Regions from separate parts of the Mus musculus genome. Here regions 1 and 2 are each linked to region 3. The links are chromatin loops, found by intact Hi-C in ENCODE. Cell type or tissue: left cerebral cortex. All regions are shown on one strand.

Region 1 (8,000 bases), 110 kb after region 3:
TAGGATGGATAACCATGGTTACCCTCTCTGTCTAGGATGGATAACCATGGTTACCCTCTCTGTCTAGGATGGATAACCATGGTTACCCTCTCTGTCTAGGATGAATAACCATGGTTACCCTCTCTCTCTGTCTAGGATGAATAACCATGGTTACCCTCTCTGTCTAGGATGAATAACCATGGTTACCCTCTCTGTCTAGGATGAATAACCATGGTTATCCTCTCTGTCTAGGATGAATAACCATGGTTATCCTCTCTGTCTAGGATGAATAACCATGGTTACCCTCTCTGTCTAGGATGAATAAAAACAGACTCCCTAGAAGAAGTCACAAAGTGTATGTTATGTACAGATAAACACACGAGTCCCCTCTCCCCACCCCACCCCCCCAATCCCACACCTTTTATAGAGGAATGCTAACGGGTCCAGTCTTGTCCTGTTTCCTTTGGGTAATCTGATCTTAAGTTAGCCAAGTTGCAAAATACAGAAAAATCACCTGTACTTTTATATAGTTCCAGTGAATAATGGGAAATCGAAATGTACAAATTGTTAAGTGACCCATCTGACACACACACACACACACACACACACACACACACACACACACACACGAAAACAAAACGTTTAGAAATGCACCCTGGAAGGGGAGTAAGACTTGTCTCATGAAAAACTGCAGCCACCAGAGCCCTCGGGAGACCATGTAATGCTTAAACAGGGACCTCATGATGCTAGAACAGAGGCCACGTAATGTTGAAACAGAGACCACGTAATGCTGAAACGGATTCATTGGTTCCGTTGTCAAGGAAGTTTCCCCAATGCTGACTGCTTTAAATTCATGCAGTTTTGATAAAAATTCCAGTGATTTCTTGTTGTTACTATTTGGTAGAACTTGACAAACAGAGTCCAAAGTTTGTAGGCAAATGTGGAAGACCTAGACTTGGAAAGCCAGCATTGGAAAAGCAGAGAGGACAGTGAGAAATGAGAGGCTAGCTGCTGTCATCCTGACCCTGCGTCCCAGCCTTGCCAGAGCTGGGCTGGCAGGCCTGTGTCACGAAGCCCACGGTGCTTTTTGTGCTTAGGAAATCCAGGGTCCCATCAAGCTGTGTGCTCCCCCACCGCACACCACACATGTGTGCTTCCCCACTGCACATCACACATGTGTGCTCCCCCCACCGCACACCACACACGTGTGCTACAACACAGCACACCACACATGTGTGCTCCTCCACCGCACACCACATATGTGTGCTCTCCCACTGCACACAACATACGTGTGCTACGGCACAACACTAAATCTTCCGTGTGTAAAAGGGCTTCTGCTGCTCTATTCCAACGTTTATTTTAAAGCAAGAGTAAGCAAGGTCAGGTAAACATGTAAATGAAACAAGAGTCCAGGACAAGAGCCTTATACATCTGGTGAAACATCTGGTCTATGGAAGAAGAAAAAGTAAATTGGACTTTGCAAAACTTAAGAGTTTTATCAAGAGACAAAAAAATATAAATCCACACTAGGAAACAACATTTGCCAACCATGTGACTTAGAAGATGTATATCTGTAAGAAATATGAATAGTTCAAGTTTCAATAAGCAAACACCCTCTAAAGTATGAAAGACCCAAATAGACAACTTCAACCAGCAGGATTTACTGAGCCAAGACATTTAACACATTTAGTCATTAGTGAAACAGAAGCTAAAACCGCAGTGGAATAATTCATCACACTATTAGAACGGCTAAAATTAAAAAGCCTGGTCATGCCAGATGCTGACGAGGATGTGGGGCACTGATGCCCTACTGTGCTGTGGGCTGATGACCTACTGTGCTGTGGGCTGGAACTGAAATGGCAGAAGCGCTTTGAACAGCAGCTCAGAACCTCCTTTCTTTTTGTTGTTATTTTAGCTTTGAAACATGGGGACCTCCAGCCTGAAACTTGCTATGTTCCCGAGAATGACCTTCTCTGGGTTACGTGGGTTACGTGGCTGGTGTCGGAGAGGCCCCCCAGGGCTTTGAGCATGTGGGCAAGCACGCTACCAATAGAGCACACCTGCAGTCCCTGAATTTTCTTAATTTTGTTAAGTTACCTAAAAGAATCCAGACATTTCCTTCCTAGATATTTATACCCAGAGAGATAAGAGAATGTCTTCATACAAAGATGCATTCATAGCAGATTAATCTGTAACGAGCAAAAACCTGGCGCTAGTTCAAATGTCATCAATAAGCAGTTTAAAATTTGGTATGCCCCTTCATAATGATTATTACCCAGTGGCAAGAAGAAATGAATACCTCGCGGCAGCATAAAAAAAAAAAAACTCAAAATAATCATGCTGAGAGAAGTGTCCTATACCCCTCCCCCCCAAAAAAAAGGTTCATACTGTATGATCCTATTAACTCTGGAAAATGCAAACCAATGTACAGTAATAGAAGATTAGCGGTTGCCTGGGGGAGGCTTGTGTGTGTGGGCAATGCAAAGCTGGATTGCAAAGAGGCACAAGGAAACTTTGGGCATGCCCATCACCTTAGTGTCGAGGAGTTCCTGCACGCACACACATGTCAAAATATATTCTAAACATGGCGCTTACCGTGAGCCAAATATATCTCGAGAAAGCTACTGTAAAATGCATGTAATGGACACATTATGCCACATCCCGTGCTGGGCTGTGTTAGAAAACTGTAAATGCACTTCCCCTTTAGTCTCTACAATAAAGCTATCAGCTTGGTGCCGCGATTGACTGTTCCCTTCTAGTGACAGAACACTGAGGTTTGGACAGGTTGTCACCCGCCACTGCTTAAAGAGGGTGCTGTTCAGTGTCAACTGAATTTGCGTTTCGAGAGACACCGCCAGGAGTCCTCCTCACCTTCACCGTGAAGCTCCTTAGGCATGTGGAAGCAGTTCAAAGGCTCATGCCAACTTCACAGATCTACCCACTGAGTTTGGAGAAGGTAAGGTGACCTCTAAGCTTCCAAACCCGAGGAAGCGTCTTTGCCACTCACGGCAGGCCCCTGTCGTAACACTAGCTTTCATTTGCTGTGCGTTGGATCAGTTGACCAAGGATCAAGTCAGATACTCCGACTGCGGTCGCACGGTGACCGGGCGTGCCCGGGAGCAAGGAGACTCTTGTCATTGACCAGGGCCGCAGAGCATCTATCGGGTGTCGACGCCGGTGCTCGTGGGGCCGGCGGGGGCGTCGCGGAGGCGGGCCCGGGGACGCTCCCAGGCGCTCGGGCGCGGCGCCCCCTGCCGGTCGGGCTCCGGCGCGCATCCAGTCCGGAGCGCCGGGACGCAGGCCGGGGAGCTGGGAGCGAAGAAGGCAGGCGAGCGGGCGAGCGGGCGGCCGGGCGCGCCCGGCAGGGTAGGTGCGGCGGGGCGGGCGCGGGGCGCGGGCGGCCGGGCGGCCGGGCGGCCGGGTAGGAGGACGGGCGGGCGCGGGGCGCGGGCGGGGGGCGCGCGCGGAGGGTCGCGCGGGGGCCCGGCGGCGGGGGCGCGCGGCGGCGCGCGCGGCGCGAGTCATCAATTATGCAAGGGCTCGCGCAGCGCGGGGGGCGGGCGCGGGGAGCGCTCCAAGATGGCGCCCACCGCAGTCCCGCCCGCCGCAGCCTCGGCGCCTCTGCAGTCCGGCCGCGCCTCCCGGGCCCCGCGCTAGGGCCGCCGCCGCCTCGCCCGCCGCCGCCGCCGCCGTAAGTTGCCCCGGAGCCCCCGGCCCGGCGCCGCTCCTCGGCCTGGGCTCCCCTCTCGCCCCGGGACCCTGGAGCGGGCTCGCCCCTCTCAGCCCGGGGCTTTGCCGCAGAGCGCACGGCGCGGCTCGCGGGCCGCGGGGCTCACGGGGCTCGCGTGGCCGCCGTGGAGCGGGGTTTATGCCCTTCGTGCTTTGCACGGGTGTTTGGAAGTCTTGCTTCCTTCTACGGTGTTTGCCGGGGTTCCTGAGGAGGATGGGGGACCACCAGCTCCCACCCCTGGACACCCTGCCCTCCAGGTTGCCTGGTCGTCCAGGGACGCGGGCTTGCCCCGGTGTCCCCTCGGCGCTGCAGCCGGCACCCAGCCCCCAGTGCCAGCCCGGCCGGGGCTCTCGGGCTGCTCTGCAGCCCCTCTTCTCTGCCCCCTCCCCCAGTCCTTACTGGATCCTCCCTCATTCGGCTCCACATTGCTAACAACTGCAGAAGCCGGGGGACTCATGGGCTCGTGGGGCAGTCAGGACACCTCCTGTCCTTCACTCCTTTACTTGGATGTATCATTCCCCCTCTCGCCAGGGTGCTCAGGGATTGTGTTGGAGCCCCTCGCGACCTTCCTTAGCAGGTTAGGATTCCTGCATCAGAGTACATCACTTTCAGAATATCCCCCTTCCCCCACCCCACCCCTACGCCACCCTATGCAGAGCTCGTTCCTCTCCTCGCTCCCTTCCCTCCCCCACCTTACCACGGGCAGCAGCACCCTGGGCTTCTTGTTAGCGTTGGGATACAGAACTGTTTGCCCAGATCCATAGCTTGGATCCTTCCTCTCTGCTTCACCCTTGGTACCCTGGGGACCGCAAAACCTCTGCATTTCTCCGGGGAGCACCGCTCTGTCCTCTCCATTGCCCGCAGCAACCACCGGTGGAGACTTGGCAGTTAACTTTCCGGGCGGTAGTGGGGGCTGTCAGACCCCTTCAGCGTCCCCTAGGTTCGAGTTAGGTTGGAGTGGGAGTTATTTTTCAGCCCAATAAGCAGGAATTCTCCAAACCATGCATTCCTTCCAACTACTCCACCCTGTGCCCTCTCCCTCACTTACACTGCAGTTTTTGAAGCACCGGGGGAATACATTTTATAACTGGAGGTTCCAAGATTCGCATCAGTGTTCATAATCAATGTCATCTGTTGGGGTGGAGGTGGGGGGAAAACATAGAAAAAACTTTGCATTGCACCTGGCCGAACTCGGGCAGGGAGAAATAGCAGGCTGCAAGGTCTGCTGCACAGGGGGAATGGCTTTTAATGCACAGTGGGGTGGGCATCCGGGAAGGCAGGGATTGGAAGCAGGAAGTGTGGGTAAGGGCCTTTAGGGCAAAGGGGGGGGGTGCTTTTTATAACTGTTTTCTCGAGTTTAAACCTGGAGATCCTTTAGGGAGGTTGTATGTGTGTTAGGATCGGGGGATGTCTTAGCTTTCCAAGGAGATTTCGGGTGTGGTAGGTTTTTAAACGTCTCACAGGCTCTCTTCCCTTTTCTCCATGTGCATTAGAAGATATGGGGGAGGGAGCCTTGTTCTTTCCTCAAAAATATGTTTTTGATGTGTAATGCAAATGGCTGGACAACGTTAATACCCAGTAGCAGGATGGCAGGAACCAAGAGGCTCAAACGCTCAAAACGCTGAAAGCTTTTAGCATTTTGTCTGTAACCTGGCTCTTGAAATACTGCAGCATTTTCCTCTGGAACTCATGACCCATAAGGCCTTCAGTTCTCCCTGAAAGAGGATTTGATTGCTGTGTGTGGGGGTAGTGATGGTTTGGTGTTCCGTGAGAATTGTGTCTGTCCTAGAAATTGAAGCTCTCCGGAGAGGGGCTGCAAGCATGTTCTGTGTTCTCAGAACATCTGATGTGTGTAGATATAATATGTCTCTTACTGGGATGTGGTGGGTTTTGTGTAGCAATTTCTGTGATGGTTCAGGCTAGCTAGTCACTGGTTTCTTGGGGTCGCTTTGAGAGACTGACTTTATATGCCTTCGGTTTTCATTTGAGGTTTTGTCAACTTTCCTATAAATATCTGGAAAATTTTCTTTTAAATTAACAAGGATAGGGACTTGGGATATAGTGTATTTAAAAACAAATAGCTATACGGTTGCTTGAAGGAGGACTCTAATCAGTTCACCCTGACGCTCGCTCCTGTCGGCATTGCCTTTCCTTGGCGTTACGCTTGCTAGAGCGGTACCTGCTGCGGTGCTGAAGGACAGCTCCCTGGCTTGTGTGGCTGAAGTCACGGTGGAAGGGACTGGATTCGCTTTGCCGCTATGAACAGCAGGCTTTCCCCGTGATGTGGATCTGCATGTGCATGCGCAGCTGGGTCGTACTTGAGGTTGAAGGTCTGGTTATCACATTTTTCCTACTCCCACGTAACTCCTCACTTCAGCTGTCCCTCACAGAGAGGCAGTGCTGTTTTGGCTTCAGCAGATCGGTATGTAAGGCATACATTCTGCTGACCGCATGGTTTCAGGACCCCCCCCCCCCCCGGTCATTTCAAATAGCAAGAAACTGTCAATATTACGGTAATTTGGTCTTTGCCAGAAGAAATTCGATAGCTAACCAAGTTAAGCTGAATCTGAAGGGTACTTTTGCTAGGTTGATCTAAACAGTGAGCTGGGGATGGGACTCAGCAGGCCAGCTTGCGAACCATTATGTCTCTGTGGTATGCTGGTCTAAAATTGTTTTAAAATCATAGATTAAGAAGGTGGAACATAAAATTCAACTTGCTCAGCCTCCTGCCTCCCTTGGGAATCCTTCTTATAGGACCCCCTCCACTTTGAATACTTTGTTGGTAGGGAACTCAGTGTCACAGAAAATGGCTCACCCCGGTGGTTGAAATACTTTAATCTCTCTTAGAAGGTAACATGTGTCACATTGAAGGACATACTTTGGAACTACATAAGGGGCAAAAGTCTTTCACATGCTTGCTATCATGAAAGCCGAGACAACATTTTGTAGAGAGCTGGAAGACACTCCACCTATTTGAAAAGAATGCAAAGAAACATGGCTACCTAAAGTGAGAGAGGGTTCTATGAATGGAAAGAAAACTCTTTCATGTGCTGGGGTTATGTAACAAGTCTGGAAAGCACCTGATTTACTTAATGGGTGTTTAACCCCTGTGAGTTACACTGGGAAAGGCCTTACGCCCGTACTGTAGAGGAAGTATTAAGGATAGCTTATCCAGAGTGTGCCCAGTTGCCACAGTTATAAAAAATAACAAACACTGGTTGCAGAAATAGTATGGAGGGAAGCCCTGGCTTTTACTGCTCAGCAGGAGCATTGGCCACATGTGCTTGTGCCTTTCAGTTATAAGCTACACTTGCAGAAGTTGCTCAAATGATACTTTCCAAGTTGTAGCTTTCATGTTCTTAGACTCAGGGTCTAATAGACCCAGGGGCTCAGACATTAAGTTGTTACATTTCCATTTGCCTTTCCCCTTAATCCTTTAAACAATTTTCAGGAAACTATCTTTAATGTGAAAGAATTTACCCAGAGTAATCCCCACCCCTTTTTAAGTCTCTTGGCTAAAATGTAGCACATTAATTAGAGGGATAAAGACCCCCAGTCAGTAACTTGATGACCATTGTCATCCAGTACTTCCCAGGTGTAAGACACTGTATCAGACATGGACACATTTGCTAAATAGCACCAACTTAGAAACCATGACCTGCTCGAAACCGTGGCTGTAAGAGAGCCAGAGGTAGAAACACAACTTTGGCCCTGTGGGCATATCGATCGGAGAAATGTTGTGTGACTGTCAGGTTAAGCTCAGTGGTTTTTACCTAAAAATAGTTTTCAAAAGGGTGGAAAATAAATGTGGGGAAAGAGAAAGGAGAAGGCAGCTGAAGTTGTTTCTGTCCCTTTGTGAAGTTAGGACACATAGTCAAATGCTATGTCATGGAATAAGGAAAAGTAACCCAACCAATTGCCATTGTCGAAGGTAACTACAGGCCTTGGACAGAGCTAGTTCAAATCCTGACTTGGCTACTTGCTTTTTAACCTCGGGCAAGTTATCTAGTTTCTCTGGGTTTGTAAACATAGGAGTAATAATGCCTTCAATGCCACGCTTGTGGGGATTATATAAAATCTGCTTCCGTCCTCTCGAGGTTTGGCAGCTTAGTGGGTATTTGCATGTGTATCTGATATATATGTAAGTTTCAGTAGTCTGAAAGCAGATAATTCCTGGAAGTCTGCGCAGGAGGCGGGGTCTGCAGGTTCCTTAACCTGAATGGACATTGCTAGTCTCAAATGAGAAAAATTATACCATACAGGTGCTGCGCTGACCCCACACCGCCCCATG
Region 2 (8,000 bases), 220 kb after region 3:
GACTTTACCTTCACATAGGTGAAAATAACCTATGTATGATTCATGACTCTCTCTTTGTTTTTACTTTTGTTTTGTTTTTTTGTGGTACTGGGGGTAGAGCTCAGCCCCGTGTGAAACTCCAGCAAGCGCTGTAACAGGCTGTGCTTCCAGTCCTGATTTTGATTTTCTTGGTGTGATCCCCAGTGATAAAACTCAGATATGTCTCAGAAGTTTGTGGGTTTTAGAGGCAAGTCAGGAAAAGACCAAGCAGCAAGTGGAAGACACGGGTGATGTGCATTGAATTAGAATTCTTCAAAGAGAATGTAACCCATTTAGGGACAGAGGCTTTGTGCATTACAAAAAGAGAAGGGACCTAGAAACACTTTGGAACATAGAAGCAGAAATGAAATTCTGGACAGTCAAGGGCAAAATCCTGAACACAGCAGCCCTACCAGGGTTATTATTATTAACTGCGTATTGCAGTTTTCCTTTAATGTTTGCAATATGTATGCTATATTGACACAGTAGTCATTTTAGCAGAAAAGTAGGCCTAAACTCTGAGGCAAAAAACTCTGGCTACAGCTTTGAACTGTAAAATTTCCCTCAAAGCCTGGTGCCTTCCTCTTACAGAAGTTAGCTCGCCCTGGGCTTTGTCTCCCTTTCAGCACCTGAAGACTTAGGAACCAGATCTACCCGTGACCTACACAGAGCTGTGGCTGAGATCAAGCCCCGGGGCCCAAAGCTCCCCTGCAGTACCCTCCCCATGCCCCACCCTACCCCATCCCAGGTCAGCTTATGCGACTCCTTGCCCTAAGGATGTCAGCTGAAAGGAGTATTGAAAGCATTGGTGCCTACAAAGTCTTCTTTAAAACAGGAACCTTAACTACACCACAACACTTTCCTCCTATGCATCTATTAAGAGAAAAATAGTTATAATCAAATATTCTGAAATGCTGTAAATTCAGGATTGGAATTATTATGAGTGGCACACATACTTTTTCAAGTGAAAGCAAGTTTAATTTGACCACTTCCTTTGATATAGAAAACTACCTTTGTGGAATAGATCATATTTCAGACTCCCTTAAACTAATGACAGTAAATCTGCAGTCTTAAGACTCTGATACAATGTATTTAGAGCAGGTACTGTGAGACTGTAATACAATGTATTTAGAACAGGTACTGTGAGACTGTAATACAATGTATTTAAAGCAGGTACTATGAAACTCTGATACAATGTACTTAGAGCAGGTACTATGAGACTCTGATATAATGTATTTAAAGCAGATACCATGAGACTCTGATACAATGTACTTAGAGCATGCACTATGAGACTCTGATATAATGTATTTAAAGCAGGTAGCATGAGACTCTGATACAATGTACTTAGAGCATGTACTATGAGACTCTGATACAATGTATTTAGAGCAGGTACCATGAGACTCTGATACAATGTATTTAGAGCAGGTACCACGAGACTCTGATACAATGTATTTAGAGCAGGTACTGTGAGACTGTAATACAATGTATTTGAAGCAGGTACTATGAAACTCTGGTACAATGTACTTAGAGCAGGTACTATGAGGCTCTGATATAATGTATTTAAAGCAGGTACCATGAGACTCTGATACAATGTATTTAGAGCAGGTACTATTATAAAATTCTTTTGCTTTAAAATATCCACACTGTTGATAATTTAACATGGTTTTGCTTGTCCCTTTTTCTGTTGTGTTAGCCAGAGCTGCCTTAGAGTAAGAGTAGCACACAGTGTCCGAGAATCATTAATATCCCCCTTTCCAAGACCCTCAGCATTCAGGAAAGGGGCTGCTTCTAGCCAGGCAACACATTCACTAGCAAGTTCACCACGCTCCATGCTCAACAAAATGAAAAGGAGTGAGTTCATCATCTGGCAGGTCCTTAAAATACATCTGGCTGCACATCTGGCTGCTAGTCTGCAGTATGGTTTTCGGCATATAACTTGGAAGGAGTTCAAAGAATTGAATGACATTATAATACAATTCTTTCCAAGATAATATTTACATGAATAAGGGGCCCAACCCTTAAAATCGATTATTAGGAATGAGCGTGGGTGAGTCATAGCTTCCTCCCCTCATAAGTAACCCTGTCAACAAACGGGGAAGCGCGAACTTAAAAAACAAAACAAAACAGCCATCTCACTGAAAGGTGTGCATCAATAGCTACTTTTAAGTTAATTGCTTGTCAAATATACACTAGATAGATAGATAGATAGATAGATAGATAGATAGATAGATAGATAGATTGTGTTTGTGCGTGTGTGATCAGGTACATTCATAAAAACTATAATCTGAGAGAAATTGAAAAATATCTCAGGGACTCATCACCACAGAAGGAAGTTTTAAATTTTAGAGGCGCTTCTTTTGTTCAGAAAAGTATTCAGTGGTGATCAATAAAACACTTGTAAGCATAAACATGCACTTTCATAAAATTTTAGAGGGAGTGTGCAAAGAAAATATGCTGAAAGATAAAAATAAATGAAAAATTTGGTAGAGTCTTGAACATGTCAGTGCTGGGAAATAAATTATTTACAACGATTTAAATTCTGATTTTAAAAGGTGTTAGCTTGAAAGTAGAGGAGAGTCGGCTGACTAAACAGTGGTGTTTTCTAGTTCTATCAGAACTCCAGCAGGTTCCCATGGAGAGAGGGCAAGTTCTGATTTTGCTAGGTGGGCCATGGAGTCCCAAGTTGGGTGGCGTTAAATGCACATTCTGTGGGAGCTGGTCGTAAGCACAAGAAACAGTGATTTGCAAGCAGGGTCCATTGGAGATCCTGGGTATTTGGGCAGCGAGGTGTGATTAAGAGTAAGATGTTTGGTAACAGACCAACCTCCCACAGGACTTTCTGGGTCCCGGTGTGGCCAGAGGACAGCAGGGGCGCATTGGGCAGGGCCACATAGGGCAGGGGGAGGCCATGTCTCTGGGCCGTGGGGCTGCTTGGTCTTACTCCTCTCTTTCTCTTTCTCTCTCTCTCTCCCTCTCTCTCATCCCCCACCACCCAGTCGCTGCTCAGCATCCCAGGCTCGCCCTTCCTTTCCCGACACAACAGCAAAAGCAGCATCTTCAGCTTTCGGGGTCCTGGACGGTTCCGGGACCCCGGTTCGGAGAACGAGTTCGCAGACGACGAGCACAGCACAGTGGAGGAAAGTGAGGGCCGGCGCGACTCGCTCTTCATCCCGATCCGCGCCCGCGAGCGCCGCAGCAGCTACAGCGGCTACAGCGGCTACAGCCAGTGCAGCCGCTCGTCGCGCATCTTCCCCAGCCTGCGGCGCAGCGTGAAACGCAACAGCACCGTGGACTGCAATGGCGTGGTGTCGCTCATCGGGCCTGGCTCGCACATCGGGCGGCTCCTGCCTGAGGTGAAAATAGATAAGGCAGCTACAGACAGTGTAAGGAAGGACATGGTGGGCGGGGCTAGGCATGGCAGCCTCCCCTCCTGCAGCCTCCTGCCTGCCTTCCTGGCCTCGTGGGCTGCCTTCCCTTCTCTCCACTGTCCCTCCTCGGTTTCCCTTTACTCGACCTCAGTCTTCCCTCACTCCTTTCCGTAGTTTCTGCTTCATCTCCTCCTGCCTTTCCGGGCTCTTCCTAATTTACCTCTTTCCCTTTTCCTCCATCTAAACAAATCAGGCCGCCCTCTGCCCCTCCCTCTATACACACACGCTTTGATTGACTGCAGGACAGAATGAAAAATGACCATTTGCCACTACCAGTGAGTGACCTAGTCTGAGCTGGTTTGAAATCACTGCTTCTTTTCCGTCATCTTTTCCCGACTAGGAAAACAGCTTGGAATTTAAAGACTTTACTGTTTCAATTTAAATATATATTGTTTTTGAGTTATTTTCTGCCCCTATACAGGATGAGACATTTTTTTTTTTCCAAAGAGAAATGATCATACTTGATGCTGGGGTGGAAGTTGTACCAGACAAGCAAGCCAGGAGTGGTAACTGGACCCAGAGTATCAGAATGGATTGGAATGGGGAACTGAGGAGCCGGGAAAGTGGGAGGTTGGGGCACGAACACATGCTTTATGGGGGAGGAAGGAAAGAAAAGAAAGGCAGAAGATAAATTTAAGTGGAGTCGATTGTCAGGCTCTGGAGGAGGAACACATAATAGCTTCTAAGGGCTCAGTAACGGTTCCCTCTTTGGGAAAAGCCATCTCCACATTTCTTTAAATTCTAAGCTCTTTTTAAAAAGTTTTAAATTACTAGACCTCAGTAGTCCTAACCCTGCCTACTTCCAGCTTTTTAACGTCTGCAACTGGTGTGGGCCTCTTGAGGCAGCATGTTCTTCTAACGGTCTAACCCCTCTGTGCCTCTAACACAGCATGAAGACCATTAGCCCCTTAATTAGCATGGTGCATGTGGGAAAGGAAGCAGATCGTGGGCAAAATGTCTCTGGGTGATCTGTGTTAGGACTCTAGGAAGCTGTTGACTGTACAGATAAAGATCCGAAAGGACAGGGCTGGTATATGGAACTTAATGGAAGCAGAGGTATATCTGGCATGCCCATGGCTCTCCGTTCCCTCTAGCAGCACATGCTGGGGTGGAAGGAAATGGAAAAAAAGAATTCAAAAGTCGGTTTGAGTTGCCTCCCCTCTCTCTCTCTCTCTCTCTCTCTCTCTCTCTCTCTCTCTCTCCCCCCTTTTATTTAAAAGGAAAATGTCTTGTCCCTTAGACACTTAGTGATTTACAAGCTACAAATCCCTCCCCCCACCTTCCGTGGTTGTGGCAAAGCAGCTACGTTTGGTTCTAGGATCCAACCAGGGCCATCTACATAGTAGACCAAAGCTCTCCAACTGGGCTACACCTCTAGACAGCCTATAAGTTAGTTTTAGAACCGTTACCCTCTGAATACCCAGTCCTTTCCTTCCAGTTGGCTTTAATGTCATCTCTGTCTACTCTGTTGGCCATTGCCCTTTTGGAGACCCAATTGTTTACAGGTACAATGAAAAGTAATGACAAACAGTGACTCGGTCCTTCAACCAGAGCGCTGGCCAAATAAACAAAGATATTACCATCTTATTACATTTTCATTTGATTTTCACTGATTCTGTAGCTAGGGTGAACTTTGAACTTGATACCCAGATACATATTCTCTGGGAAAACCAACAAGAGTGGACACCAGTGGAAAGTAAGGATTGGGTCACAGGGTGGCACAGCTGAGGCAGCTCAAAAATTCAAATATTCAAAGGCAAATTGAACTGTGATGTATTGATAAAGCTGCCTTTCCCACCCTCCCCCAGAGAAAAAGTATGAGAGGAAGTATCTATACGTTAGCTTAGACATGATCAGGCTGGAGGACTGGACTGGGTTGGGTTGGGTTGGATTGGGTTGAATGGTTTCTGCTGTACTGTGTAGAAATGTTCAGTTGAGCAGATGGCGGTGCAGTAAGGTTTCTGTCCCTCCCTGTACTGTGGAGTACCATGTAGGCACTTAGGAGATTCTTTAAAATAGCCCTATGTGATGTTGGAATGAAGAGCCCCAAGGCCAGGAGCTCAGAACTCCAGCACAACAGAAAGAGGCAGCAGGCAAGAGCATCATTATCATCCCCGAGGGCTTCATAGCCAAGGAAGCCAGAACACTTCAGTTATGGCTGATTCCTAATGGTGCAGGAAGATGTGTCAGTTATACTAACAGGCTCTCAAGAACCAAACAGACTAAGTAGGATGCATCTGCTATGTGGTGCGAGACCAAATCCACATGGAGACAGATGTGGAGGGGGAAAGACAACTGGTCGGAGGCTAGAGACATTCCCTGTGAATGAGTGAGGTATTTTCCCAACCTTGTGATTTTCTTATGTATGTATCGATCAACTACGTCCATATTCCGTGTGTGTATGTGTGTGTGTGTGTGTGTGTGTGTGTGTCTAACCCAAGGCCGGCAATCACTCTATGACTGAGCTGCATTTATTTCTATCCCTTGGGTTTCGGTTGCTCCCTTGCCTTCACTTTGTAGTTCAGATTGCCTCACCCTCCTGAGCACTGAGCCTGCAGACCCGAGCCACCACAGCTTGCTATTGCTTAATTTTTGTGACCACACTGTAAAGTAAGTGATTTTTGTCTTCAGAGAGAGATTTAGTAACTCGGCGTAAGTGAAACTTGAACCGAGGTCTCCGGAGACCCAAGAGATCTTTCTGACAGTTAAAATATTAGCTTCTTTGCAAAGTTAGGGAAATAGTCATTTTTCCTAAGAGGAAATAACATATTAATTCTTTTATGTTAAAACATTATTGTTTTAATTATGAAATTTAAGGTATTAATTACTCATCTGGAAGCCTGAGCCAGATAAATAATCACTGCATCTTTAGGCTGAGATATATTGATCCTTACTATCAGGTATGTTAAGAACGAACTTGTCTTCATACATGTTCATGCTCTGTGGATTGGTATAGAAGCCATTGATACTGTATCCAGTATCCATGCCTAGGCATGAGTCCAGCTAAGAAATACAAATAAAATTTAAAAAAGAAAGAAAGAAAGAAAAAGAGGGGGGAGGGGAGAAGAAAGTCTTCTGTGCTCTATCTCATTAGCATCTCATTAGCATCTCATTAGCATCTCATTAGCATCTCATACAAAACATTCACACCCTCATTGATTATGTGGTTGTGATTGACAGATGGGTTTTCTTTTTTCATGGTTTAGAAATTTTCACTCTTCTTTTTTGCTGATGCAGAGGAGACTCTTCTGATTCTTTTTTTGTTTGTTTGTTTTGTTTTTGTTTTTTGAGACAGGGTTTCTCTGTGTAGCCCTGGCTGTCCTGGAACTCACTCTGTAGACCAGGCTGGCCTCGAACTCAGAAATCCGCCTGCCTCTGCCTCCCGAGTGCTGGGATTAAAGACGTGCACCACCACCGATGGGAAAGGGAGAACAGAACCGTTGATCTGGCGCACGCCTTTAATCCCAGATTTCTGAGTTCGAGGCCAGCCTGGTCTACAGAGTGAGTTCCAGGACAGTCAGGGCTACACAGAGAAACCCTGACTTCAAAAACAAACAAACAAACAAACAAAAACAAACGAAAGAAAGAAAGAAAGAAAAGAAAAGAAAAGAAAAGAAAAGAAAAGAAAAGAAAAGAAAAGAAAAGAAAAGAGGTGCCACCAACAGTCCAGAACCCACTTAACTGAGAAATCTGTCGAGGGAGATTGCAAATGTCCAGGCTTTGTCTCCTGTGATGCTCAGAGGCCCCTCTCTGAGAGGGAGGTATTGCTATTGCCTTTGTTGTTGAAGAAACAACAGGGCTTCGGGAATTAAGCAGCCCCTCTCCCCTCCCAGATCACACAGGAATTAGTTAAGGTGCCCTAAGCAGTGTAAAGCTTGCTCTACCTTGAAACTGACGCTAAAGCACAAGCTCTCCTGACTGCTCATGGGACTCTGGGACGATTTATTGCTTGGCCTGTTTTCTTCTCTGTAAAAAGCAAAACCAAAATGGAGAACACAAAGCCGGAGGCCTTTGCGGTAGGGGCCACAGTGAAGGCTAGAAGTCAGGCTGCGGTGCCCGGGTGCTTACAGCCTGACTTTGCCATGCTCTGCCCGATCTCTCTTAGTCCAAAGAAGGATGGAGAGAGTTGTTTGCCTGACTTGGAAAGGGTGAGGCCCCTTCTTAGACCATATAGATCCTTTGAGAAAAGGGAGTTATGGTAGACTTATTTCAAAGCAGAACCCCACAGGAATTGTAGAAATTCTTGACTAGTTAATGATTGTAATGGTTCTAAGGAAGCTTTTAAAATACTATAAATTTCAGTTATAAGAAAGTGATTGATGGACAGGCAGTGGTGGCGCACGCCTTTAATCCCAGAACCTGGGAGGCAGAGGCAGGTGGATTTCTGAGTTTGAGGCCAGCCTGGTGTACAGAGTGAGTTCCAGAACAGACAGGGCTACACACAGAAACCCTGTCTTGAGAGGAAAAAAAAAAAAAGTACCTGGCGGCAGATGAAGTTCAGTTGTGATTCCTCGTGAAAGCAAGTTTGTATCAGTATGAAGCTGTAGCTTCCTT
Region 3 (8,000 bases):
CCAGGGAAGCTCCCAGGCATCCCGAGGGAAGGATGGACGCCCACGCGTGGCCTCCGGGGTCAGATACGGCTGACCTCAGCCCAAGCGTCTCTGTCTCTGTGCACTTGCTGTTTTGGGTGGGTGACCTGGGTCAACTGACACCGCTAAGTTTAAGCTTCTCATCTGTGAAATGGGATCAGAGTCTATCTCAGTCTGCCTCACAGAGTTGTGGCTTGGATCAGGTGAAGTTGTCCCGGTGGTTCTGTGTGTGTCTGTATGGCTTGGAAAGGGAAGACCAAATGAGCCCTGGGAGAGGAGCCTGCAGTGTCAGACTCTGCTCCTGGCATACTTTTGTAATTCACATAACTGGCCTGAAGATGGCGCACTTGACCCTCAAGGGCCACAGGTCCTGCCTCTTTGCAGCTAAAGGGAAACCAGATCTAGGGAGGACTCCTGGAAATCCTTGCCCTACCCTGCCCTCTCCTTCCGTGGGTGGCTGAGATCTGTCTTGTGGGGACAGTTAGGTATTTGGGCACATCCTCCCTTTGGCCACCACCTTTAGCCATCTTTAATGAACACTCTGCTTTGGGTTTGTGCTGTAATCCATCCCACCTTCTGGTAGCTGCACGTTGCCCAGGAACTCCTGAGCCAGACAGGCTCTCTTTGACACGCTGGACTCTTGGGCTGTCCTTGGCTCCACAGAGCGCCCTCTCTGGTGTAACCGTGTTCGTTCTGTCACAGCCTTCACAGTAGCTGCCATAGCTTACAGTGGTCTCTTCTACTTGATTCCTGTCTCCTCACTAAGTTCCGAGTTCCGGGGGGTTGGGGGGTGGGGAAGCTTTTCTCATTGCTGTTTGTCCAGCACCCAAGACACAGGATACAGAGCTCTCAGTAAAGCCATTTTAATTAACAAATAATGATTGAATCCCTGCTTAGTGACTGCCTGACCTAGACGTTGCTTGGTTTCTCCGTGACTCAATTTTCTCATTAGTGAGACCGAGAAATAACAGAGATGCTATGACTACTTCGATAAATGGCACATTTATTTCACTAGGCCCTGGTGCCTGGAGGGATGGCTCCCTAAAACCTTTAATGGCATGATATATATATATATTTGTGTGTGTGTGTGTGTGTATTTTTTGGTTTTTTTTGAGACAGGTTTCTCTGTGTAGCCCTGGCTGTCCCAGAACTCACTCTGTAGACCAGGCTGGCCTCGAACTCAGAAATCTGCCTCCCTCTGCCTTCCAAGTGCTGGGATTAAAGGCGTGTGCCACCACCCCCCGGCTAATATTATTATCATTATTATTATTATTATCATTATTATACAAGGAAAGTAAAGTTTGAATCTATTATCCAGCTGTTGTGGTTTGTATATGCTCAGCCCAGGGAGTGGCACTATTAGGTGTGGTCCTGTTGGAGTAGGTGTGTCACTGTGCGAGTAGACTTTAAGGCTAGCTGCCTGGAAGCCAGTATTCTGCTAGCAGCCTTTAGATGAAGATGTAGGCCTGCCTGGATGCTGTCATGTTCCTGCCTTGATGATAATGGACTGAACCACGGAACCTGTAAGCCAGCCCCAATTAAACGTTGTCCTTATAAGAGTTGCCTTGGGCGTGATGTGGTGGCGCACGCCTATAATCCCAGCACTTGGGAGGCAGAGACAGGCAGGTTTCTGAGTTTGAGGCCAGCCTGGTCTACAGAGTGAGTTCCAGGAGCCAGGGCTACACAGAGAAACCCTGCCTCCAAAAACAAAAAAACAAACAAAAAGAGACAGAGTTTAGAGCTTACAGGGTTCTCCCTATATTGACAGATTGATCTCAAAGCCTCCAGCATCCTGTCCAGCTTCCCAAGTGTGCCTCCTGCTCCCCTTCAGCATCAAGTCTGTACTGAGTACCTGGCTGACCTAGAGTTGTGCCCTTCACTAGGACTGGTTGGGATGACTGTCACCGAGTTGCTTCCCCACCCCACCCCACTGTTTTTTTTCCTTTAGATTTATTTTTTGTATATGAGAACAGAGTCACTGTCTTCAGACACACCAGAAGAGGGCATCAGATCCCATTACAGATGGCTGTGAGCCACCATGTGGCTGCTGGGAATTGAACTCTGGACCTCTGGAAGAGGAGTCAGTGCTCTTAACCGCCGAGCCATCTCTCCAGCCTTACCAGAACATCTTCTAATTATAACATTTCTTTCTACTGCTCTTTTCACTACTGTTTTCCGTGTTGGACCGACTGTGGCTACTCTGCATGTTACCACTCTCAAATCTTGGCCCCAGACTGGAGATGTTTGCTCTCTTCACCCTGGCAGGTGTGTGCGCACACGCACAAGCCGTGCTGTGCACATGGAGGTCTGAGGTCAGCTTGCAAGAGTGGGTTTCTTTTTACATCGTGTAGGTCCTGGGGGATCAGATTCGGATAATGAAGCTTGGTGATGAGTGGTGTCACCTGCTGAGCCATTTCGCTGAACCTCAATACATGTATAAATAGATTGAAATAAACATACATATATTTGCAATCTTCTAGATGCCTAGCAACCTCTGAAGCTATGTGGAGTACAAAGGCATAGAAAGAAAAAACGTTGTGAGATGATAACCAGGCAAGGTTCCTTTTATAGATGATCAAAAATAATGATGTGAGTGATGGCTGGAGAGATGGCTCTGGGGTTATGAGCACTGACTGCTCTTCCAGAGGTCCTGAGTTCAAATCCAAGCAACCACACGGTGGCTCACAACCACCTGTAATGGGATCTGATGCCCTCTTCTGGTGTGTGTCTGAAGACAGCGACAGTGTAATCACATACTTAAATCTTATTTAAAAAATGATGTGCATGCATGCACATGCGTGTGTGAGTGTGTACATGTGCACATTTATGTGTGTACTCATGTATAAGTATGCATGTGGAGGCCAGAGTTTGATGGCAGACACCTTCCTCAATAGCTCTCCACTATTGTTGTTGTTGTTGTTGTTGTTGTTGTTGTTGTTGTGTTGTTTCAAGACAGGGTTTCTCTGTGTAGCCCTGGCTGTCCTGGAACTCACTTTGTAGACCAGGCTGCCTCAAACTCAGAAACCCGCCTGTCTCTGCCTCCCAAGTGCTGGGATTAAAGGTGTGTGCCACCACTGCGAGGCTATTTTTTTTTTTTTCTAATGTGCATTGGTGTTCTGCCTGCATCTATGTCTGTGTGCTACATTTATTTCTTGCACCTGAGGAGCTCAGAAGAGATGAAAAAATTCCCTGGGACTGGCATTCTGGATGGTTATGAGCCTCCATGGAGGACCCGGAACCCAACCCAGGTCCTCTAGAACAGCAACAAGTTCCCTTAGCTGCTGAGCTGTCTCTCCAGCACTCTCTGACAGAATCTCCCACCAAGTCTGCAGCTCATCATGGATTGGTTGAGACTGAGGCTGGCTGGCAAGCTCCGGGGACTCTGCCGTCTCTACCTTCCCCAGCACTGAGATCACAAGCTTTTGCCTCCAGACCCAGTTTTCCTAGGTGCTGCGGATTGAACTCTGCTCCTCACACTTATATGGTAAGAACTTTTTAGACCGAGCCATTTCCCCAGCTCCAGAGACATTAAGGCCCAATCTTGTTTCTTATTTTGATTACAGTGTGTACTGATGATATGTGGAGATTGAAAAAAAATATTTTTGTGTGAGATAAGGTCTAACCAGGAAGTCTAGGCAGGCTTGAACTTGCTGCTATCCTGCCTCAGCCTCCTGAGGGCTAGATGAGCCTGCACCACCATAAGGGTTGAACTTTGACATGTACTGGGTCATGCTCCTTTCTGCAGTTTTGGCAGAGGCTGAGATTGATTGCCACGATCCCTTTCCCCTCAATGGCTTGGACTCACCTCCACTCTCAGGAGACAGAAGACAAAGGCCCCTTTCTTTCTCTCAAGCTACGGATGGTTAACCTACTCTGTTTCCTTTTAAACTCAGATCAAGTCGAATGCCTTACTCCTCACTTTCCAACCTCGCCTCAGATCGGTTAGTTCCGCTGCTGAACAATAATTCGTCTTACAGTATGTCTTTTGGACACGTTGAAATCACCCTCAGCTCAACCCCCACTGTCTGCTGTCAGTCTTAGACTGGGGAGACCCGAGTCTCAGCCTCTTTGACTGCTTCCTGTCTGCTGCTCTCTAACGCTCTTCAATCTGGCCACTAACTCAAGGGTTAAAAGTAATTTTAGAAGGCTCTCTCTTCTCATTACTTCCTCCTGCCATCTTGGTTTCGGAGGGAAATTTTCTATTAATTTAAAACCCATCTTCCGAGGAATAAAATCAGAACAGGTAAACCTGACACTTTCCCAAGAGTCAGGTGCAGCTGCAAACAGAGGCAGGGATTTTCAGTTCCTAGCAAGCAGTAGGAAGGACCTCGGAGCCCGGAGGCCCCCTAAGGGGGGAGGCGGTTTCTAAGGCAACCGGCGCGGGGAGGGGGTTGGCTCTCTGGCGCCCTCCTCCCTTCTTCCTGGTAGCCCAGGGTACCGCCGGACAGCGTCCTCCCGTGCTCCGCGCGCTGATTGGCTGCTCGGGGCGCCCTCTGATTGGCTGCTGCGGGCGCCTCGCGGGCTGATGGCTATGAAGGTGGCGCCGGTTGATGGTTGACCGATCCTTGGATCCAGGGTAGGGGTCGCTGCGCGTGCGATCGTCTCACACTGGACTACAGGGCGCGGACTGCTGCAGCTCAACCTGGAACCTACCGGCGAGACCAGGCTCCGCCCGGCCATGCCCGCCGGGAGCAACGAGCCGGACGGCGTCCTCAGCTATCAGGTGGGCCCCGCCTCCCGCTCCTCCCCGGCTCAGCCTCGGTGTTCTGCCCACCGCCCCGCTCCTGCCCCAGCCGGGGTTCCAGGCGTGTCCCCGAGGGCAGGGGGGAGGCCCGCACGGGACGCCAGGGGGCGCTCCGGGTGGCCGGGGAGGGTGACCTTGGGCCGAGCCCGGAGCCGCCGGCACTGCAGCATCCCCTGCGTCGCCGGCTGCCCGGTGTCCCGGAGCAGTGACCTCTGTCCGCGGGTCCCGGTTGGCGGCCCACACCGGCTTCTGGCCTTGCCTAGTTATGCTGTAGGTGGACGAGAGGGAATCCAGGGACCTTGCGCGGGTCTTTGTGTTTTGACTCTGTTTCCTCAGTGACTCAGAGGAAACCTTGCAAAGACCGGGAGGCTGGGAACAGCCCTGAGAATGTAGCCGGCTTTGTGGATCCCTCCGTGCTGCCCAGACAGCTGACAAGTTCTGGGTATGGATGCACATGAACCAGGGGAGCCGTGAGGTGTCAACAGCGCCGACACCACCAGCCTTACCTAGAACAACAGGGGCGGCTAATGTTAGGAAGCATTGGACTAGGTGTGAAGGGTCAGTGGGTACAGGTTCCAACCTGCTTCTCATAGGCTTCGCGATCTGAGTAAGCTACCTGTCTCTTGGAACCTCGGTTTCCCCATCTATTAAAATGGAAATATGTGTACGGTTTACTTCACAAGGCTGTTTTAAGGACTCCGTGAAACACAGTTTATTGTGTGATATCCAGTGAGTAGTAGCTTTTTGAATTCTCACACCGGCTTTCTTGTGAAACCCGATCAGGTGTGGTTACTGCTGTGCCAAGAGGGTTTGAAGGAGGGAAGGGAGCTGAGCCGGAGACTAGTACCGAAGCAGGAAGGGTGGCGGGTCTTGGAAGCAAATGCCATGTTGACATCAGGAGTGGGTTCTGGGAGGAGGCATGGAGAACTTCCTGCATGTGGTGAATGAAGTGGGCATGACACACCCTGCCCCTCTTCCCGGCAAGTAGCCTTTGCTTGCCAGTCACAAAAATAGATCTAAGATCTTGGAAAACCTTTCCCCATCTGATCTTATGACATGCTATGTTATAGTCAACCTTTGTTTGGGAGACAGTGAGCAAAAATAGGCCATGCTCTTGCCTCTTCCAGCTGGTAGAAAAGGAGAATTAGCGTTTTTGTTTGTTTGGTTGGTTGGTTTTTTTGCCTTTGGCGGTTCTGGGGATGGACTGCCTTCTACTTGCTATGCAAAGGCTCTACCACTGAGCCATACCCTGGCTAGAAGTAAGAATTGTGTGTGGATGCCTGTGTGTGTGTGTGTGTGTGTGCCCGAGCACTCATGTGGTGGCTGGCCAGAGTTTGATATCTGGTATTCACCTTATTTATTCATACATGTTCTTACACTGAACATCAGCTGGCCATGAGCCCTTGGGATCAGCCTATGGTGAGGTCCTCTCACCCGCCCCGAATGCTGGTATGCTTTAACACGGGTCCTGGGAGTCTGGATTCAGGTCTTCATGCCAGAACAAACACTCTACCTTCCCTGCTTCCCAAAGTCAACCAAACAAAACACTGTAGTCCTAGTCCTCCTGAGGCAGGAGGATTGTGTGTTTGAGGTCAGCATAGACTACATCATGAGACCCTGTTTCAAAAAAAAAAAAAAAAAAAAACAACCCAAAACCAAACAACAACAAAAACTACATAAAGGAAATGTGTCATCATAAACTCAGGTGCTTCGGCAGTGTCCCAGACAGCCCTGTGAGAGGGTACGTGACTCAGACCATGGGAGAGGTTTCTAATGAAGAAAATTTGGGCAAAGGTCTGAAGAGTGAACATCAGCTGAAGGAAAGGGGAGGTCGAAGAACTTGGAAACAGAACAGGAATTTCAGACGTCCTGTGGCAGATGTGGAGCAGGTTCTGGAAGGACAGTGTGGTGCAGCCACAGGAGCCACGGGGGAATGAATGTAAGGTGTGTTCTGGGTTAGTAACATAGGGAGACACCGTGGCCCCTGCTGAAGAAGCTGGTGTTTACCCGAGGACCAAGAGTTGTCACTGGTGAGGGGGCTTGAGACAGAAGATGGGGTCCCGATCAGGCTAGGGTGTGTGTGAGGAGATCTGTCTATAACCTGCAGAATGTGTGCTGGCTGTATCAAGTAACACTTGGGTTCTGTTAGTGGCCTGTAGAATTGATTCCTTTGTGTCTGCACACATTGTAAGTGTGTTCTTTACAGTGGGTGATGGAGTGGGCTGGAAAAGGGCTGTGAGGTCAGGTAAGGGAACTTGAGATTTAGGGAGGGAGGAGAATAAGGGCTGAGAAAGGAATGGCAAGGGTTTGAAGGGATAGTTAGCCAATGGGCGGTCACCGTAGTGACCACGCCCTCTGTGACCACGCCTCCTGAGCCCGCCCGAGGGAGGGACTGGACCTTGCAGAGCAGGTGAGCTGTTTGAGTTGTTGAGAGCAGAGGTTCAAGACACCACAGTTGCACATCCTGACTCCATCCCGGACCTTCTGACGTAACTGTCCACAGCTGCCCTCCATCCGGCATCCAGAGGGGGCTTAGAAACACAATACAACACATCGTGTCTTATCTCAAAACCTGCCAATGGCCTCTTGAGCAATTTAGAATAAAATCCAAACTCGGCCATACTTACCAAGGTTTGACATGGCCAAGGCTTCGGCCAGTCTCCCTGGAGTCCTCCACTCTGACCATGGCCTCCAGCTCTGACTTCCTTTGCCTTTCTTTGGTATGACGTGTTCCTTCACAGCTCGGGATCCGTCCTCTTTCTAGGACACTCTTCTGCCTCATGACTCACTTGTGTCTCCTGACCTCCACCCCTGAGTCAGAGATATCCATAGGATTCTCCTTGTGTTCCTTCCCAGCAAAGAGTGAGTGTGAGTGTACTTGTCTTCATATCCTGTTGTCTCCTTAGCTGGAAGTTCCAAGGGGCCCCGGAAGAGATGGTCCTTTCTAACTCTGCCTGGTGTCCGGTCAGTGCTTGGCTGCTGGAAATGAAGGGCTCGTGGGCCAGAGACAGAAGTGCCTCTCCTCATGGTCTACTGAGCAGGATGTTCACGAGAGAATTTGCAGGTGGTCGCTGACCCACACGTCCTGTACCTTGGCTCAGGTTAGCCATGGGATCTTTCCTCTCCTCTCCACTGAGGAAATTCCTTTTTGACCTTCTAGGCTGGCTTCCTGTAGCTTCACCAGAATTGAACATTCAGGCTCCCTGTAGGCACCACCTGCCACGGGTCCTTAGGCCTT

What was found. Hi-C counts contacts between places; a loop is a spot of excess contacts. Peaks named below come from ENCODE experiments on the same cell type or tissue, not always from the same donor. Only the 100,000 strongest peaks of a DNase experiment are listed, where the experiment ranks them.
Region 1: it touches region 3 in a loop (9-fold over the local background); 3 of 42 quality-filtered maps call a loop at or near these places.
Region 2: it touches region 3 in a loop (2.0-fold over the local background); 7 of 42 quality-filtered maps call a loop at or near these places.

The regions. Positions count from the first base shown.
Region 1 is chr15:100,867,399-100,875,398 of GRCm38, forward strand. It overlaps a transcript of Scn8a not described here. Among named protein-coding and RNA genes, the nearest start is that of Gm35569, 37 kb to the left of the region's middle. In left cerebral cortex, a CTCF peak has its summit at 3,227 (motif pointing left); DNase peaks (open chromatin) are centred at 2,603, 3,085, 3,543, 3,812 and 7 more places; H3K4me3 peaks cover 4,538 bases; H3K27ac peaks cover 3,305 bases.
Region 2 is chr15:100,980,675-100,988,674 of GRCm38, forward strand. It overlaps Scn8a (sodium channel, voltage-gated, type VIII, alpha), which reads left to right. Exons shown (of 26, transcript NM_011323.3): 11 at 3,015-3,371. Among named protein-coding and RNA genes, the nearest start is that of Scn8a, 48 kb to the left of the region's middle. In left cerebral cortex, a CTCF peak has its summit at 3,213; DNase peaks (open chromatin) are centred at 2,935, 3,301 and 4,000; H3K4me3 peaks cover 819 bases; H3K27ac peaks cover 1,045 bases.
Region 3 is chr15:100,757,234-100,765,233 of GRCm38, forward strand. Slc4a8 (solute carrier family 4 (anion exchanger), member 8) reads left to right here and starts at 4,514. Exons shown (of 25, transcript NM_021530.2): 1 at 4,514-4,741. The coding sequence starts at 4,697. It overlaps Gm52175 (a long non-coding RNA gene), which reads right to left. Exons shown (of 3, transcript XR_003951485.1): 1 at 7,390-8,000; 2 at 7,161-7,293; 3 at 5,456-5,693. In left cerebral cortex, CTCF peaks have their summits at 367 (motif pointing right), 4,408, 4,611, 4,884 (motif pointing right) and 2 weaker places; DNase peaks (open chromatin) are centred at 373, 4,461, 5,238 and 5,578; H3K4me3 peaks cover 2,382 bases; H3K27ac peaks cover 2,184 bases.